Linked DNA regions of Mus musculus: region 1 is linked to region 2. The links are chromatin loops, found by intact Hi-C in ENCODE. Cell type or tissue: left cerebral cortex. All regions are shown on one strand. Each heading gives the region's core, and the rest is flanking DNA. Links, peaks and the distances in the headings are about the cores only. Region 1 holds the start of Ddx52 (DExD box helicase 52). Region 2 overlaps Heatr6 (HEAT repeat containing 6).

The links. Hi-C counts contacts between places; a loop is a spot of excess contacts. Peaks named below come from ENCODE experiments on the same cell type or tissue, not always from the same donor. Only the 100,000 strongest peaks of a DNase experiment are listed, where the experiment ranks them.
Region 1: a loop joins it to region 2, with 4 times the contacts of the local background. A loop is called at or near these places in 19 of 42 quality-filtered maps.

What each region holds. Positions count from the first base shown.
Region 1 is chr11:83,937,879-83,946,602 of GRCm38, reverse strand. Ddx52 (DExD box helicase 52) reads right to left here and starts at 4,513. Exons shown (of 15, transcript NM_030096.2): 1 at 4,339-4,513; 2 at 3,162-3,360; 3 at 1,934-2,067; 4 at 313-498. The coding sequence starts at 4,425. In left cerebral cortex, for the core only: no CTCF peak of the experiment used is centred there; a DNase peak (open chromatin) is centred at 4,494; H3K4me3 peaks cover 1,514 bases; H3K27ac peaks cover 733 bases.
Region 2 is chr11:83,781,359-83,790,082 of GRCm38, reverse strand. It overlaps Heatr6 (HEAT repeat containing 6), which reads right to left. Exons shown (of 20, transcript NM_145432.3): 20 at 6,329-8,724. The coding sequence ends at 8,361. Among named protein-coding and RNA genes, the nearest start is that of Gm38934, 25 kb to the left of the region's middle. In left cerebral cortex, for the core only: CTCF peaks have their summits at 2,131 (motif pointing right), 4,538 (motif pointing left) and 5,273 (motif pointing left); DNase peaks (open chromatin) are centred at 605, 4,528, 5,272 and 6,043.

The DNA.
Region 1 (8,724 bases), core at 341-8,340, 160 kb before region 2:
AAGGCAGTAGGACCATGGCTTCCCACGCACGCGCACACGCATGCATGCACATGCACATACACACACACAGAGAGAGAGAGAGAGAGAGAGAGAGAGAGAGAGAGAGAGAGAAGGGGGGAGGAGGCACTGATAAAGGAAATGATGGCATCTACTTGTGATGAGCAGGTTTTATATGGGGGTGCAAACACTTGAGATGGGCCTTCAATCAGATGAAAGACTTAATAGGGGACTATAGGTGGGAAGGATTTCCAGGGGCCAGGAAGGGAATGAAGATACAGGAGAATGTTACGGGCATCCTAGATCTTCACTCACATGCAGCATAACTGGAATGGCTTGCATCTGAATTGGTGTGGGCACTTGGAAGCCTGCGTCTAGAATATTCTGGAGCAATCTAGAATTGATTTTATATTCCTGGTCAAGTTGCTGAAATGTAGCAATTGGGTCAGGAAGATCAGTTCCTTGGACATGTATCTTGTGCTTGTTCCGAAAGAAGTTGACCTACAAATTGAAACAAAAGAGCCAACATGTATACATCCAAACAGCAATAGTAACAACAATCTCAGATGCTTTCCGACAGCAGTAACAGTTCTGGCATAAGCTATAGCAACACAAGGAGCTTTCTGCTTAAATACAAGCCCACAGCCAACACAGACACTGAGTACATTTCATGGTATTCACAGCTAGAAAACCTGTACAAATGATGGGGCCCACCTGTCTGTGTGCACTGTAATGTGTTTCTGCCACACTTTTTATATAACTTTATAGAAACTTCTAGAAGGCAAGCTCTGAAATTATGTTTTCAATCTGGTTCTTAGCATACAAATACCAGTGCTTTTTAATACTTTAAAAATAAAAACAGGCTCATCAACCCTTGTATTTCTTAAAACTGAATGCCAAGGGTGCTGTTTAGTGGTACTGACTGGGCAACTTGTTCATCTGCTAGTCCACAGACAGCCACATTTTGGTGTCTGGGTCACTGAAGCACAGTGCTGCAGTCTCCACCAGCCAAGTGGCAAGGGTTCAGGAAACAATAGATTCATTGTTCTTTCACATCCTGTAGCCTTATCCTTAGCTGGGCAGTGGTGGCGTACGCCTTTAATCCCAGCACTTGGGAGGCAGAGGCAGGTGGATTTCTGAGTTCAAGGCCAGCCTGGTCTACAGAGTTCCAGGATAGCCATAGCTACACAGAGAAACCCTGTCTCAAAAAAACCAAAAAAAAAAAAAAAAAAAAAAAGAAGAAGAACTTTATCCCTCTATAGGTAAAGTGGTTTGGAAGGTAGAGGCAGGAGAATCAAGAGATCCATGTAGGCCACAACAAAAAGAATCCTAGCCTTGTAATCCCTCCCAGGAAAATAGAAGCTTTTAAACCGTAATAAGTTCAACACTGAAGAGAAAGGGTGCCAAATTTTAGGCTTATCAAAAGGAGTTAAGAAATTGGAATTAAAAAATAATTTATGTATATGAGTGTTTTTGCTATATGTCTGTATGAATGTATTATCATCACGTGTGTGCCTGATGACTGCAGAGATGTCTGGAACTAGAGTCACAGACGGTTGCGAGCTGCCTCATGGGTACTGGGAACTGAACCTGGGTCCTCTGCAAGAGTAGCCAGCATTCTTAACCACTGAGTCATCTCACCAGTCCAAGAAACTTGAAATTTTTAATTATACGCACACTATTCTTCTTGAAACTTGAGGAGCTCAGGACTTCTTATACACATACACCACGTATCTATAAACAACCAGAACTGAACTCTGATCTTTCTATAAGTGTAACCAAGCACTCCGGCACTGCACAGATGGCTTCTGTCAGTCTGCATTAAAGTAAAACCTAAACAAATATAATTAGCTTTCCATCTTAACAAAATAAATTCACAAACGGGATGTCCAGTGAAAACTCTGTACATTTTGGGAGGTGAAGGTATTTTTCGAACCTTTTCCTTTCTGAGATGTTCCAACTTTCCTGAAGTTAACTTCTTCTCTCCACTGACTTTTTCATCTTGAAGCTTTGCTTCTACAGAGGATGTCCACTGGATACCACCGTCAAAGTCTTCTTGAGCAGGAACTTCTATATTTGAAAAAATCAAAGGTATCAAGTGCAGCAGTATTAGGTGTGCCAAACTGGCATAAGGCCAGGAACAGGAGAGCTGTAACGTGGTGCAGACAGAACACCCAGGCTTGCTCTCTTCCTTTTGTTGGCTGTGTTAATTCTGAACATCAAGACAACTGTATGTGTCAAACAGGAGATGGACTGAGCATACACAGGCTACAGGGCAGCCAGCTTGTTCATCAAACATCGAGCTAGAAACTACTGTAATAGAGGAAGATTTCATGTGCAATAGCAATGAAATTACTATGCTTAGAGCTGTCCACATCATAGAAACAGCAGTTCTTCCTGTTTCTGTCAACACTGGCTCAATTAGAAGTAGACCTGACTGTCTTAATGACTAGATTAGCCAACTTTAATGTTTGTATGGTAGAACAAATATGTGAGAACAATCTAAAAAAAAAATTCTATGAGTAGTGAGCAAAGATCTTCAATGAATATTTTGTTTTTTACAAAGTCTAGCCTGGCCTTGAACTACAGATCTTCCCTCCTCCAACTTCAGAGTGATGAAACTGTAGGCAAGTATTACTATGCCCAGGTTTCTAATTGATTTTTTTTGTTTTTTGTTTTTTTAAATAATGGGTATGAGTGTTTTGTCTGAGTATCACATGTATGCCAGGTAACCAGGGAAACTAAAAGAAGGCATTCCATACCCTGGAACTAAAGTTATAGGCATTGTAAAGTGCCATGTGGGTGCTGGGAATTCAACCTGTATGCTCGGTAACAGCAGTCAGTGCTTTTAACTGCTAGGCCATCTCTCCATCTCCTCTGTGGCATTATTAAGACATAATTTTTAATTTCACTGAGACATAACTTCTAAGGAAGTGATACATATTTTTTCACAGAGTACCTCCACATTAGGATTATTATTCTCCAGAAATAGCAACACCTGTCCAAAAGGCTATGCATGACCATCATTGCAGTAGCAAGTAACAGCCAGTACCTAGGTATAATCCAGATGGCATCAACAAAGGTTGCTAGGTATGTGTTGTCTGACTTACCAGCTTGCACCGTTTTGGAACTGGAAAAAAAATGAGCATTAAGCCAATACTAACCTGAAGTCATCTTCTTTCTCTTTTTCTTCTTGGGCTCCTTACTCCTTTCCAACAGGACCCCTTGTGTTTTCTCCTCATTTGGGGGCTCCTGGTGTATTTGCAATGCTCCACATTCATCTGAGACGGACTTCTTGTTTCCGAAGAAGTCTAGTCCCTTCAGGACCTCCAAAGACTCGGAATCGAATTTCCTTTTTCCTACCTAAAACCCCAAAAGTTTTAAATGAAATTTACTGCCAGAACTGTTTCCATCCAACCGTGACTGGCTGTACGGAGGACGCAGGTTCAGTAATTCGCCTTTTTAACCTTTTCAAACAAGATTCTGTTGAGCTAAGTAGTGTGTTTAGGCAAACAGAATCCTATCAACAACAACAATGAATATTTATATACATTTACTACACGTCAAGGATATTTATTAGATATTAAATTACTTCATCCTCACACCAACCCTACAAGGTAAATAGCAGTGAGACAGAAGAGGGGAAAAAAAAATCCAGGCACCAGCAAGTAACTTAGTGAAGATCTCAGAAGTATTCACTAGCAGGCCCTGCATTTGATCCCAGAAATCCCTGCTCCAGGGTTCAAATGTAACCACAACACTGCAGTCAGGACGAAGAAACACAGACATCACCCTCCACAAAGGCTGTATTTTACAGTAAGGCTTATGTTTAAAATGTTTCACAAGTGAGTCCCAACTGACTTCCTTTCATGCTCACTACTTCTTTAAGAAACCCCCCGCATATCAGGATCACACTTTTGGTTGGCTACTTAAAATGTGGTTGGTTAGAGTGATGAAAAAACAAAACAAAACACCCCAACTCTCCACTGCAGTACAGCTATCTGTACATTAAGTCAAACTTGGGTAGCTTACAGTGAAAGCGTGCTTTCTTAGTTTCTAAGAGGGGTCTCGGAAAGGATTCCAACTTTGTGAGTAAAGTAAGATACCTGGGAATCAAAATGTCTGTGCCAGGCTCAACTGAGTCTACCGGGGCTCAGTAAACAGTCCTTCAGAAGTCTGGGGTAAATCTTAGGTTAAGCTAAATCCCAGGAGGGAAATGCTTGGGGGTGATCGGAGCCTGGCCTCGGGGTCTCCAGCGCGCCGGCTGCCCGGTTGGCGGCGGTCTCAATCTCCGGATCCCGCCCCTTCTCGGTCACGCGGCTCCCCGCGTACAGAAAGTACCTGGAATCGAGTAGCGTCTGCTGAGAAGCGCTTCACGTCGAACTTGGCGCCGGCTCCAAGCCGGCGAAACAGGTCGTAGGAATCCATCTTTACCCAGAAGGCCCCACGGCCTCCCGGCGCCTGCGTTTACCACTTTCTATCCGCGACTGCTTCCGCACAGGCCGTAGCGGAAGTCGCTCCAGGAGGCGGAGCCTGGCTGTGATAGGCGTGGAAAACGTGTGAGCTGGGAATTCGTTCACAAAATCCAAAATCGACGCTTCTTGTGCGTGGGAGTGTGCTAGACGTTTAGTGATAGTTTGATGAGCAACACGCCAATATTCTGCATTTTCGGTTACCGTTTAGAAAGGACAGAGATACTATTAACCAGTTACTGTAACTGAGGAAAATGGAAAGCATCGTGAGGCAAATTAAAAGCTGTGATGGGTTGAGAAGGGGTAGAAGCTAGTTTAGTTAGATTGGTTAAATTCAATCAAATTTGAACTGAGAAGGGGCCACTTTCCCAAGACATGGGAACAGCATTCCAGGGAAGAGAAAACCCATCTGAAGAAGGAAACGGATCTGAAACCTTGTTAGAACAGAAGCCGATCTGAGTTGCTCTCCAGTGCCACAGAAAGAAGGAAAAGGGGGTGGGTGGGGGGAGGGATGAAGGAAGAAATGAAGAAAGGAAAGAAAATTGGAGTAGCTGGAGCTAAGCTTACAGGGGCAAACAAACCAGGTCTCAACGCTGTAACAAGGGCATGATGAAGTATTTAGGTTTTAATCTAAACATGCTGCAAAACCAAAATTCATGGAAGGAGCAACTATCTTAGTTTATCCCATTTGATTTTTAGATTCATTCTCATTGTGTTTGAACTACTCGACTTTTTAAGTTTTGTATAACCTGTCTTCTGGAATGTAAGTCCACAAACATGAAGATCTATTTTTGCTTTATGATTGTATCCCTGGTTCTGTTTGCTTTCCATAAATGTTTGATGAATGAATTCGTGAAAGGGCCATACATGATTATTTGGAGTTATTTGGAGAAGGGACATGGAACAGATAAGAGTAGAAATGGAGACTAAAGTAGCTGTTGCTTTTATCTGGGTTGATAGCTATTCAAATGTGGATGGATTTGGGCTACAGTTTGGATATAGAGTTTAATGTACCTGATGGAGTTTGTGTAGGGTGAGGAAATGGATCCAGAGGTAGCTAAATATTGTGGTTTGAGCTGGGATGATGGCATGCCATTTACTGAACTAAGAAGAAAGGAAGAGCAGCCTTTTGGTGAGAATGAGAATCATGGAATTGTTACGTTTGTAGACATGTAGATCTCTACTTGATTAAGTGAAGACATCCAATTAGGTACTTGGACCCAAGAGTCTGAAGCTCAGGACTGAAGGCTGGAGAAACAAAACTGGGAGACATCAAAATATAAATAATACAATGCATAGACTCAAACATCATATGTCCATATCATTTGTGGATAGATCTATGATATAGAGAGGAGAGGGGGAAAGTTCAGTTCTAGTGAGACTTTCATTCTCGAGGAGAGCAGATGTGGAGTGAGCATAAGATGTCATGAAAATCTCTTCCCTGACTCCTCCTTACAGCTAACAGTGGGGACATCTTACTCTTTTAAATATATTTACTCCCTCTCTATAAATAGTATTTTGAGGAGACAGGAAGATGGCTCAACAGGTAGACACCAACCCTGCAAACTTGATGATCTGACTTTGATCCTGAGAACCCATGCAGAAGAACAGATAAGGCTGTGAAGACGTTTGTAGCATTTAGCTTAGGCAGGACCAAAGTTTATCCACGTTAATACAGTGGAGGTTATGGTCTCTCCCATCCAGTTATAGCCCCATGGTATTAATGGTTCCCTAGAGAGTTAACCTCCCAGGAGCTGAGGAAAGCCCTGTAGGTGGCCTTCCTTACTAGGAAATATTTAGCATTATACCAATGGCCAGCTCACTTTCCTTCTTCCAGAGAATAGATTTGTCTTGCTCGTTGAATTTGTGCTCTATATCCTTTACTTTAAAAGGAGGGACTTGGACTTGGAGCTTGGTTTAAATCTTACAGAGATCCAACTTTGTCTGCTTCCCAAGTGCTGAGATCACAGGCGTGTACCATCACACCTGACCACGTTCCTCTACCGTAGCTTTTTTCTATTGCGCTGCACTTATAGCTCCACATTGGTCCACAGACTTTAAAATTTCTGAAGCTGAGGCAATGTGTCATGCCTCTAAATACATTTGCTGAGTATGAAATCTGTTTCATATTAAGTGGTCATTTTTTAGTCTCTCTCTCTCTCTCTCTGTGTATGTGTGTTGTATGTGTGTGTGAGTGTGTGAGTGTGTGAATGTTCTGTGTGTGTTGTAGTGTGTCTGTGTGGTATATATCCAAGTTTTTTGGAGTGTGCACTTTGATGCATGCACATACACACATGTAGGTGCACATGTATGTGTGTGTCCAGAGACAGACATCAAATGTGTCTCCTCACCTGCACTTCCCTTTTGTATATTTATTAAATTTTATTATATTAATTTCATGTGTAATCATGCATTGCTACAGCATGCGTGGAGGTCACAACCCAGCTTTCAGGAGTTGGTTCCACCCTGTAGTTAACAAGAATTGATTTCAGGTTTTCAGGCTTGGTGGCAAGCATGTTTACTTGCTGAGCCAACTCTCTGACCCTCCACATTTATTTTTAGGATTATTTTATTTTATTGTTTGTGTGTTTTTGCTAGCATGTATGTATGGACACCATATTTGTGCCTGGTGCCCCAATGTCAGAAGAAGGAATTGACTCTCCTGGAACTGGAGTTATAAGTGGTTTTGAGCCACTATGTGAATCCTGGGAACCGAACCCATGTCCTTCATAAGACCAGTCAGTAAGTGCTCGTAACCAATAAGCCATCTTTCCAGTCCCACGTTTATTTATTTATTTTCAGACAAGGTCTCTTTCTGAATCCAAAGCTTCCCCAATTGGCTGGACTTACTAGCCAATGAGCGTCAGGAATCCAACTGTACTCTAAGCTACCTCCCATACCCCTGGTGCTAGGGTTGTGGGTACATGGCACCTTGCTTTGTGTATGGGTTCCCTGGTTCTGAATAGAACTCCTCATGCTCGTGTAGCTGGTAACTTACCAGTTGAGCCAGCTCCCCAGTTCTGTAAGTCTTACTGATCTAATGAAATAGGACAAACCACATAAAGATCTCTATGAATTTAACAGTGGACCTATTTCTTTAGTTGGTGCTTTGCATTAATAGACTGGAATGAATGAAGTCAAATGGGAGCCAACTTACACTATTGCTTGCCTTGACAATGTCCAGCTGACTCATTAAGAGAGCATTTCCTCTTGGGGGGAAAAAAACAAAACTATTTCAAAGTATCGTCAATAAAAGTGGAGAGGAAATTGAATCCTGGTTCTGTGTAACTGGAATTTCTCCAAAAACTAGTATGGTGTGATTGTTGGACACACATGGCTTCTCAACTGTAGCCAGTGAGAACACAACGTCTGTGCAACACCAAGGTGGCGGCTGCTTGGAACAGCTTGTTGTTATGAGCAGAATGACCACGCCATAGCCTGAAGGGGTGTCTTGGAATATTTTTCTTCGTATACTCCCTGCTTATCGCCCAGCAAGCTTCAGCGAGGAGAGCATTGTTTTTACAGTGTCCCATCACAGACCACGGCCTAGGGGTGCAGAGATTACTTAGCCCATCTTTGTTCTCAAGGAGTAGAGCCTGCTAGGGTATAGAGTACCAACATGCTTGTTCTAGGAACCCCAGCGGAAGCTATAGGGACAGAAGGAGTTGTCACCGGGGGCTTGGAGGTGATGGATGGGTGTTGTGGCACATTAGGATGGGTTTGGTAGAGAAGATGAACTTGGCACAGCAGGCTAGGAATGCAGTGCAGTTAGTAGATGGCTGCTTAGGATTTGCCAAGCCCTAGCTTCAGTCCCTATTACTAGGCATAGTGGCACATGCTATAGTCCTGGCACAGAGGCAAAGAGGAGGAAGTTGAAGGTCATCGAGCTGGTGAGATGGTTAATCACGTAAAGGCACTTGCTGTCGAGCCTGATGATCCCACTTCATTCTTTAGACTCCCACATGGTGGAAGAAGCGAGCAGATGCCCATAGGCTGTCCTCTTAACCCCACATACACACTGTGCTATGTACACATTCACAAGAAATAATTAAAAAAAAATCAAGGTCATCCTTCAGTACATAGCCAGTCGAAGGCTAGCCTGGAAACTACATGAGATGCTGTCTTGAAAAAAAAAATTTTTTTTTTTTTTTTTGCCAATAAGTGTGGTGGGAAAAGGTATTGATTGATTTATTGATTGATTGAAACAGGCTTTCTCTATATAGTCCTGGCTGTCCTGAAACTCACTTTGTAGACC
Region 2 (8,724 bases), core at 143-8,142:
AGAGAGAGAGAGAGAGAGGCAGAGAGAGCAGAGAGAGCGAAACAGAGACACAGGGAGAGACAGAGTGTGTGTGTGTGAGAGAGAGAGAGAGAGAGAGAGAGAAAGAGAGAGGCAGAGAGAGCAGAGAGAGCGAAACAGACACAGGGAGAGACAGTGTGTGTGTGTGTGTGTGTGTGTGTGTGTGTGTGTGAGAGAGAGAGAGAGAGAGAGAGAGAGAGAGAGAGAGAGAGAGAGAGATGTTTGGAAAAGTTTGTGGGTAAACTGTGCCAAGCCTGATGACCTAAGTTAGATCCCTGGGATTCACAAGGTGGGAGAGAGCTATCCTCTATACATTGTCCTCTGACCTGTGCAAGCGTACTTTTAAGCTCTCCCTCCCCTAAGCAAAACTGATATTAACAAGCTCTATGCTTTAAGAAATAGCCCTGCCCCAAATCCCTGTAATTTACTCCCCATCCAAGCTCCATTCAAGCAGCAAGCAGCTGTGTCATCTGCTCTGCTTCCCAGCCCCACTTGAACCTGCGCTGCCTTCAATGCTAGCTAGCATAAGCTTCACTTAGACGCTTCAGGGAGCCAGCATCGGGCATTGACAGGAAGGCGCATGCGTCCCGACCGTGATCTGAGCATGTTACTCAGAAGTTTCGTAATCTGTGAGTCACAAAACAGGAAGGATAACATTTGCCTCACTGTTAAGTATTGTTCTCAGATGACACGATGCTAGCGAAACTGCCTCATGTATAGAAGATACTCAGGAAATGCATCAAGAATCGATGAGCCCCTCCCAGATGACTGGGGCTCGCGTTCCCTTGTCTCCAGCCCCTTACCACTCCCCTTTTCTATACTCTTGCCTTGCCATGCTTGTGAGGCAGGGCCAAAAGCTCAAGAGATTCTTCTGGTACCTTCTCTGGCACCTTACATACCGTTCTTGTTCAAAGCATTAAGCGTAACCAAGGGTGTTGCTTTTTTTTTTTTTTTTCTTTACATTCATTCCAGGGTGGAAGGTTGTCTCACTGCACGAGAGACATGTTATCCTACAGGTGTCACGACCACCCCCAAATCCAGCCTTTCAGACCAGAGCTCCCTGAACCCATGCCCCCTACAAGCTAAGGCTCAGAGAAGAGCGATGCTTCTCCACTTTGGGCTTCTTAGCCCTCCAGGGCACATTTTCCAAAGCATGAGATATGTTGGGTTGTCATAGTTAGGGGGATTCTTCCTGGCGTCTGGTTAAGTAAGGGGTTTGAGATGTTGACAAACATCCCACAGTGCACCTACAAGGAACCAGCCTGCCCGAGGAATTAACAGTGCCATGGTTGAAAACCTTGACTTAGAGGGGCCCTTCCATAAGGTCAGGGCAAAGCTCTGCTCACAGCCCTCCCCACCCATGGTTCCTAAACCCCTCCTCTTTATGGTGGGGGGACAAGGCCAGGAAGGCCCCACATCCCAGTTACCACGCTCAGCCTCCTCCTGTTTCCACCTGCTGTTCTGCTCTGTTACCTCCTGCCCCTCTAAGATAGCCTGTGTGTCCTACGTGCCACCTGCTGTACAGCTCTGTGGTCACCCCAAGGGTCACCCCCGCCTGCCTCTGCTCAAAGGTTGTCTTCCCAGGGAGAACTTCCTTCACACCTCGTGCCAAACTATAATCTGCCCAGAGCTTTCTGTCCGGCCATGATCTGTTTTTCCTTGCCTCTGGCCCCCGAGACCCCAGGTCACTGACGGTATTAGCTTACCGTCCTGATCAAGTGTGATATCTGCAGGACTTTTTTTTTCCTTGTTCCCTGATATTTTCTTCTGCTTGATTCTTTTTCTTTTCTTTTCTTTTTCTTTTTTATTTTTGAGACAGGGTTTCTCTGTGTAGCCCTGGCTGTCCTGAAACTCACTCTGTAGACCAGGCTGGCTTTGAACTCAGAAATCTGCCTGTCTTTGTCTCCTAAGTGCTGGAATTAAAGGCATGCACCACCACTGCCCTGCACTTGCCTGATTTTTATATATTATATCTTATATATTTGATAAATTCTCCAGATATCTTCTCCAGTGAATGGATGAATGAATAAATGAATGAAAATCCTACTGTTCCAGAGCTGTTCCGTTCTTATGAAGTCAAGCTGACCTGACACTTGTGTCATGTGAGTGCAGTTGCCCTCATAGACCAGAAGAGAGCGCTGGATCCCCTGGAGTGACAGGTGGCTGTGAGCCATTGGACGTGGGTCCTGGGAACCCAACTCAGGTACTTTCCCTTATTATCCCCAACACCTGTTCAGGCAAACACTTAAATGTTATTCTGAGCATCTCATGTAAATGAAAACCTACAGTATACGTGGCTGTCTTCTTTGACTTAGCATAGCATTTAATGGCTCACCCACGATATGGAGTATATTGATATTTCACCTTTTCTACAGCCCAATATTATTCCACCGAGTAGACACACATCATGCCGTTCTCTGGTCGCCAGCAGAGCCGCCGTTGCTAGTTAGGGGCTATCCCGAATGCTGCAGCTGTGGGCACTGCTGTACTTGGTCACATCATTTGTTTGGGGTGTCACCTGGAGTTGCTGAGTCATGTGGTGACTGTGTGGAAATTTTGGAGGGACTGCCTGCTGCGCTTTCTTCCTGGCTTTGTGGATTCACACCCAGCATTGTCTTTCCTCGAGTTATGCCGAGCTTCTTCGGTCCATGCTACCTGACCTCCTCTGCATGGCATACCTGGGAGGCTCCTGTGCCTCCTGAGGGGCACCCTCTATGGCCAACACCTCAGTCACAAGGAAGGGAGTTTCAATATCCCAGGGCTCAGGTTACACGGGCAGCAACTACAATGAAGCCTCGAGTGAGAACCCTCAGCTCCTCCCTTCTGTTCGTGCTCCATCTGCTACCTGAGTGCTCCCTAAAGCAAATCTATTTTGCTTTAGGGATACCTACAAGTCTAGTAAGCCTACCGACACTGCCCATGACCTCTCTATGGGCTCACCATGCTGAGCGTCACAAGCTAACCCACCAGAGGCCATCCGCTTGGCTAAACCTCCCTGCCTTGGGTTAGGCCACTCCCTCCTCAAATGTGATTTCCTCCCTTTCCTAGTCAGGAAGAACAGCCTGACTGGCTTTCCTCTTGTGCTGGCCTGGGTCCAGCCCTCACCACCCTCATCTGGGAGTGCCTCTTGGCTTGAACTGGCTTAGCGTTCACCTTTGAATCTGAGTGATAGCCATGTGTGGAATTTCAAATGTGGTAAAAGCAAAAATAAAGTCCCAAGCTTGGAAAGAGCGTTCTTTATATGTTAATTTCCCCCACATCTGGGTTTCACATATGTACAGTAGCAAAGCCATGTAGGAGACAGTATAAGATAGAGAAGCCTCCAAGACCTGAATTCCATTCCCGCTGTCCCCTTGGTGAGCTTGGTCATGAGGGCTACCATCTCCCCTCCGAGGCCTCGGTGCTCGTCGATACGAGGGGGTGTTGTATTCCTTTCCAATTCACTCAACAGACTCTTGCCAGGACCTGTTCAGGCGAGGAAAGGCCAACAAGACAGGAAGTGACTTATATCCAGCAGGGAGGGCCACAGATAAGCAGGCAGGTGACCATAAAAGAGTGGTAAAGCGTGTTCTGAAAGATGGGGCTAGCAAGGAGAGTACGTTTTCCCTCCATCGGGAGTTTTCAAGCCAGTACTGAGCATCCAGTGGTAACTACCCCAGCAAATGGGGCCAAGCAGAAAAGGGTCCAGGAAGAAAAGCCTGCAACCTAGGAACAAGGGACATCCCGGAGACGGAAGGATGGTGTGAATACCACGGACAATCGCTGAAGCTCTTAGGGCTTCCCTTCCATGTCAACCTCAGTTCATGTGCTGAGAGATCCAAATGCCTACTGAAGAGTTACGTGCTGGGTGTGGACCTGTGATCCCAATACTGTGGAGGCTAAGGCAGGACGGTTGAGAACGGAACTCCAGCCCGTGCATTTGGTGACAGCTCATCTCAAAACAAAACCTACCCCCTAAAAACAAACAAAAAACAAGAGACACAAATAATGGAGCTAGAGAGGAGGCTCAGCAGTTAAGAGCATTTGCTGTTCTTACAGAGAACCTGGGCTTGGTTTCCAGCACCCACATCAGATAGGTCCCAATGCTCTCCCCAGTTTCAGGGGATCCAAGACCCTCTTCTGGCCTCGGGTATCTGCACACATGTGCACACACAAGCAGGCAGATATATACTGATTTTCCAGGACAAAGACTACATCAGGGGTTCATAAATTCTCCAGAAGGTTCTGCAACACACTAACCAACCCTTGTGGCGTGTTCTGAAGTCTGAGACGTCGCTGTAAGTAGAAACAGTAATACAACTATTATAAAACTCCCAAAGGCAACACACCTCAGACCACTCAACTCAGAATCTGTGAACTGCCATAAGTCATTGAAGTTGTCCCAGGTGACTTCAACGTTAAGCCTGCTCCTCACCCTTGTTTCTAATGAGAACTGGATACCCACCCCCACCCGACTCCACTCCACCCTACTCATGTCCAGTCTAAATGACTTTGTGATCTCTGTCTCCACCTGCTGGCCATTATACCAAACTGCAGGAGTTCAACTGTGCTATCTGTAGATCCAAGACCTTGCAACTTTTTAAAAAAGTTTGCTAAATGGATAAAAAAAAGAATCAATGAGATGAAAATATTAAGTAGTTAGAGCATGTAAAAATAATATTTTGCTGGAGAGATGGCTCAGTGGGTAAAAGCACTGACTGCTCTTTCAAAGGTCCCAAGTTCAAATCCAAGCAACCACATGGTGGCTCACAACCATCCATATGAGATCTGACACCCTCTTCTGGTGTGTCCGAGGACAGCTACAGTGTACGTACATATAGCAATAAGCAAATCTTTTTTTTTTTTTTTTTTAAAAATCATATCCTTTCCTATGACGAGGTTGTCTAAGAGTCTTACATACATTAGGATAAAGCGTGTGAGAGCCTGGGGAGTATTTGCAAAGTAAAACACAGCCAGTATTACCTACTGCTGTTAACTAAGCATAAGTTATAACCCCTGTTTTGTACCAGTGATTCATTGTCAAGGAATTGTTTTAACTTAGTCAAGTCAAAGTATATTTAGTCCTATTTTCCTGATGTTGACTATGGGTACTTAGTGGTGAGGGTTAGTGGGAAATACAGGCCTTTAGGCAGGAAGAGATAGCTTAGTGGTTAAAAGCACTTGTTGCTCTTACAGAGGACCCAAGTTTAGTCCATACAAAGCAGCTTGCAACCCCTTGTAACTTCTGCTCCAGGGGGAAGAAATCTGATGCCCTCTTCTGGCCTCTACAGGTACGGCAAAACTGGTCACAGGCATAGATAGGCCGAACACCCACACACATAAAAAGTAAAATGGAAAAAAAAAATCTAATTTGGTGGTGGAGAGATAGCTCAGTGAATAAGAACACTTCCTATGGGATCTTGAGGACCTGAGTTCAGCTCCCCAGCACCCACATAAAACAGCTGGGTACGCCCGGCGGTGGTGGCACACGCCTTTAATCCCGGCACTTGGGAGGCAGAGGCAGGCGGATTTCTGAGTTCGAGGCCAGCCTGGTCTACAAAGTGAGTTCCAGGACAGCCAGGGCTACACAGAGAAACCCTGACTCGAAAAACCAAACCAAACCAAAACAGCTGGGTATGATCACGGGCATGTAACCCCAGTACTACTCGGAGTGGAGAAAGGATAGTTCACTGGGGCTTGCTGGCAGCCAGCCAAGCTCCAGGTTCAGCAACTGACTCAGTCTCAAAGGAATAATGCAGCAAGTGAGAGAAGAACAGTGGATGCCCTTCTCTGAACGAACTCTGCAGGCACACACCCACGGATGCAGATACACACACATGCACACAGACAGACACACTTGCACACACACATACACACAGGCACACATTCATGGATGCACAGATACCACACACATGCACACAGACAGACACACATACACACACATGCATGCATACCAAGGCACACACACACAGATGCACAGCTACCACACACCCACACATGTGCACACACATACACACACCCACAGATGCACAGCTCCCACACACACGCACACAGACAATGTTCACACACACATACACACTGTCGAGTTTAGTGCCATGAACAGGATTCTGACTCCAACGCCTTTCCGCTGTTTTTTATATCATAGCGAATCTACAGCTGTAGCCCTGCTGACCGGGCAGCCTGAGAAAAGCAAGGCCCAGAATGCCTCAGTGAGAATCTGTCCCTCAAGTCAGAAGCGGGGACCAGGACACCTATAGTATCTAGAGGTGTTTCTGTATATTCCCCTTTAGGTGAACCCTGACATCCATATCAGAGACCCAGAAACCAACGGTTACAAAGAAATGCCAGGTTTTATTCAAGGTAAGCAAAGGACAGGAGCAGATCGGCAAATGAACCATCAGATCCGGTTTTGCAAGTATTTTCACCAAGATACAAACTGGCGAAAATTCAAAGAACCAGAGCCTGTCAGATCCTCTGGCCTAGGGAAGTGTGTGAAAGAAGCCGTAGCTGAGGATGCAGAGGAGGGTGTGGAAGCCATGCAGGGTCAGGGCAGGGTCAGCTCGATGCCTGGGCCCTCCATTTCAGAATCACCCTGAAGGAATGCAAGCTCACACAATGTTCTGTGTGGACCCCTCACTGTGTAGGCGGACCCCTTTGGACAGGCGAGCCCTCTACCATTGGAACATGAAGACTTTAGTCAGTGTGAGTGCGTGTTCACCAGTCACTGTCTACACAGCAGTTTCTGAACCACCATGATAGAAAAGAAAAAAAAAAAAAAAAAGAAGAAGGAAATTAGGGGCAAAGGGGAAAACCTGAAGATCTATGCATGCCTTTAACTGTGTACTGTGTACTTCAAGTGACAATTTTGGTTTCTGTTGTATTTCTCGTGTGTGCGTGTGTGTGTGTGTCTGAGGTGGTTGTCAGGATTCAGTCTCCATTGTTCTCCATCTTATATTCGCTGAGGCAGGGTCTCTCAACTGAACCCAGAGCGTGCTATATTTGCTCATACAGTGCCCATCTGGCTTTTTGGCAGCTTCTGGTGATTCAAATTACAGTTCTCAGGCTTGCACAAGTACCTTTCCCACTGTGCTATCTCCCCAGTGTCTGCTGGGCATTTGTTTGAGATAGACTCTCCTTATGTAGCTCAGGTTTGCCTGGAACTACACAGCAAAGGAGAGACTTACAAACTCCTGGCCCTCGTGCCTTGACTCCTCAGAGCAGGGATTTCAGGTGTGGACTGCCACGCCTAGCATTACTTCAGTTTTCTGAGACTGGGTTTTGCTATATTACCCATTGCTCGCTCTTCTATCTCGGCCTACAGGGTACTGGGATAACAGAAATGTTAACCATGCCTAGCTTAAATCTCACAATTAAACAAATATCACTAGAACCAATCTTTGCATCTTTTAATTTATCCCACAGCAAATATAAGTGTGAAGTACTTTCTTTCTTATATAACCCTACACTTTGGATGGAAATAACTTTATTAAATTGATTGTGGTCAAAAGTACAAAATCTAAATGTAAACAACTGATTGGCCAGAAATTACTTTAACAAGTGTTTGACATTAATAACCATTTAAGTTACATGAATAACCCAAAATACACAAATTAAAAGGTGGCTGGCCAAACAGCATATTTAATGTACGGGACCATGTCATCCTAAATGTCATTTGTAAATTTAGACAAAAGTTGGTGCTGCTGTGGCGCAGGATCCTGGACTGTGGGGAGGGGAGGAGCCCTGGGGTGCACGCAGGTGCAGGCGAGCAGCTGCACATTCATCAAGGGGGGCTCTTGCAGGGGTCTGCAGCTGCTGCAGCTGTGCCAGCAGACACTGCATGAGACCTTTGCTCCGATTGGTGCTGGGCTTTTTTTTTTTCTTTTTCGAGACAGGGTTTCTCTGTATAGCCCTGGCTGTCCTGGAACTCACTTTGTAGACTAGGCTGGCCTCGAACTCAGAAATCTACCTGCCTCTACCTCCCAAATGCTGGGATTAAAGGAGTGCGCCACTGCGCCTGGCGGTGCTAGGCTTTTTAAAAAACACTCTTGAAAACACAATTCTAATAAGATTCTAATTTCTAAATTTATTTATTTTTTCTTTCTGAGACTAAAAGACCTCCAGTTGTTTGGGCCCAGGCTACATAGATCCTGATTCCTTGTTTCTTGGTTGTCTGGGTTAGAATGGCCAGTAATGGAACCACTCTCCAAAGTGGCGAAGCCCTTTGAGAAAAAGTTAAATAGCCACTAACCCGTTCTAAATAAACGCTGCCGGATGCTCCTGCCCTAGAATGAAACTCCATGTATCAAATGCACAGGCTTGGTGTCTGATTGCCACTCGTGACCTGTGAGGGGAGGGTGGGAAAGTCACTGATCTGAGGGCCCACGAAGCATCACCTGTTCTCCTGAGGAGTCACAGTGAACGGTCAGGATGTCCTCTAAGAATCCCATGATGGCCCCTCTGGCTGTGTCTCCAGCCAGTGTCTGCACTCTGTGTATGTGCTTCAGGGCCACTCGGACCATCTGGACTCTTTCCTGTGGGGTGTGGACTGCTCCGGGGTCATCTCCCTCTGCTCCTGATTTTAAGAACTGTAGGATGTAGGACCGAATCATATCCCCATGCAGCTTAAGAGTTTCTTGAATGCCGGGCAGGTCTGAGGCACTGGCTAGGCTCAGGAGGTGAAGCAGCGCCTGGCAGATGTGAGTCCGCAGGCTGGCACAGTACTTGAAC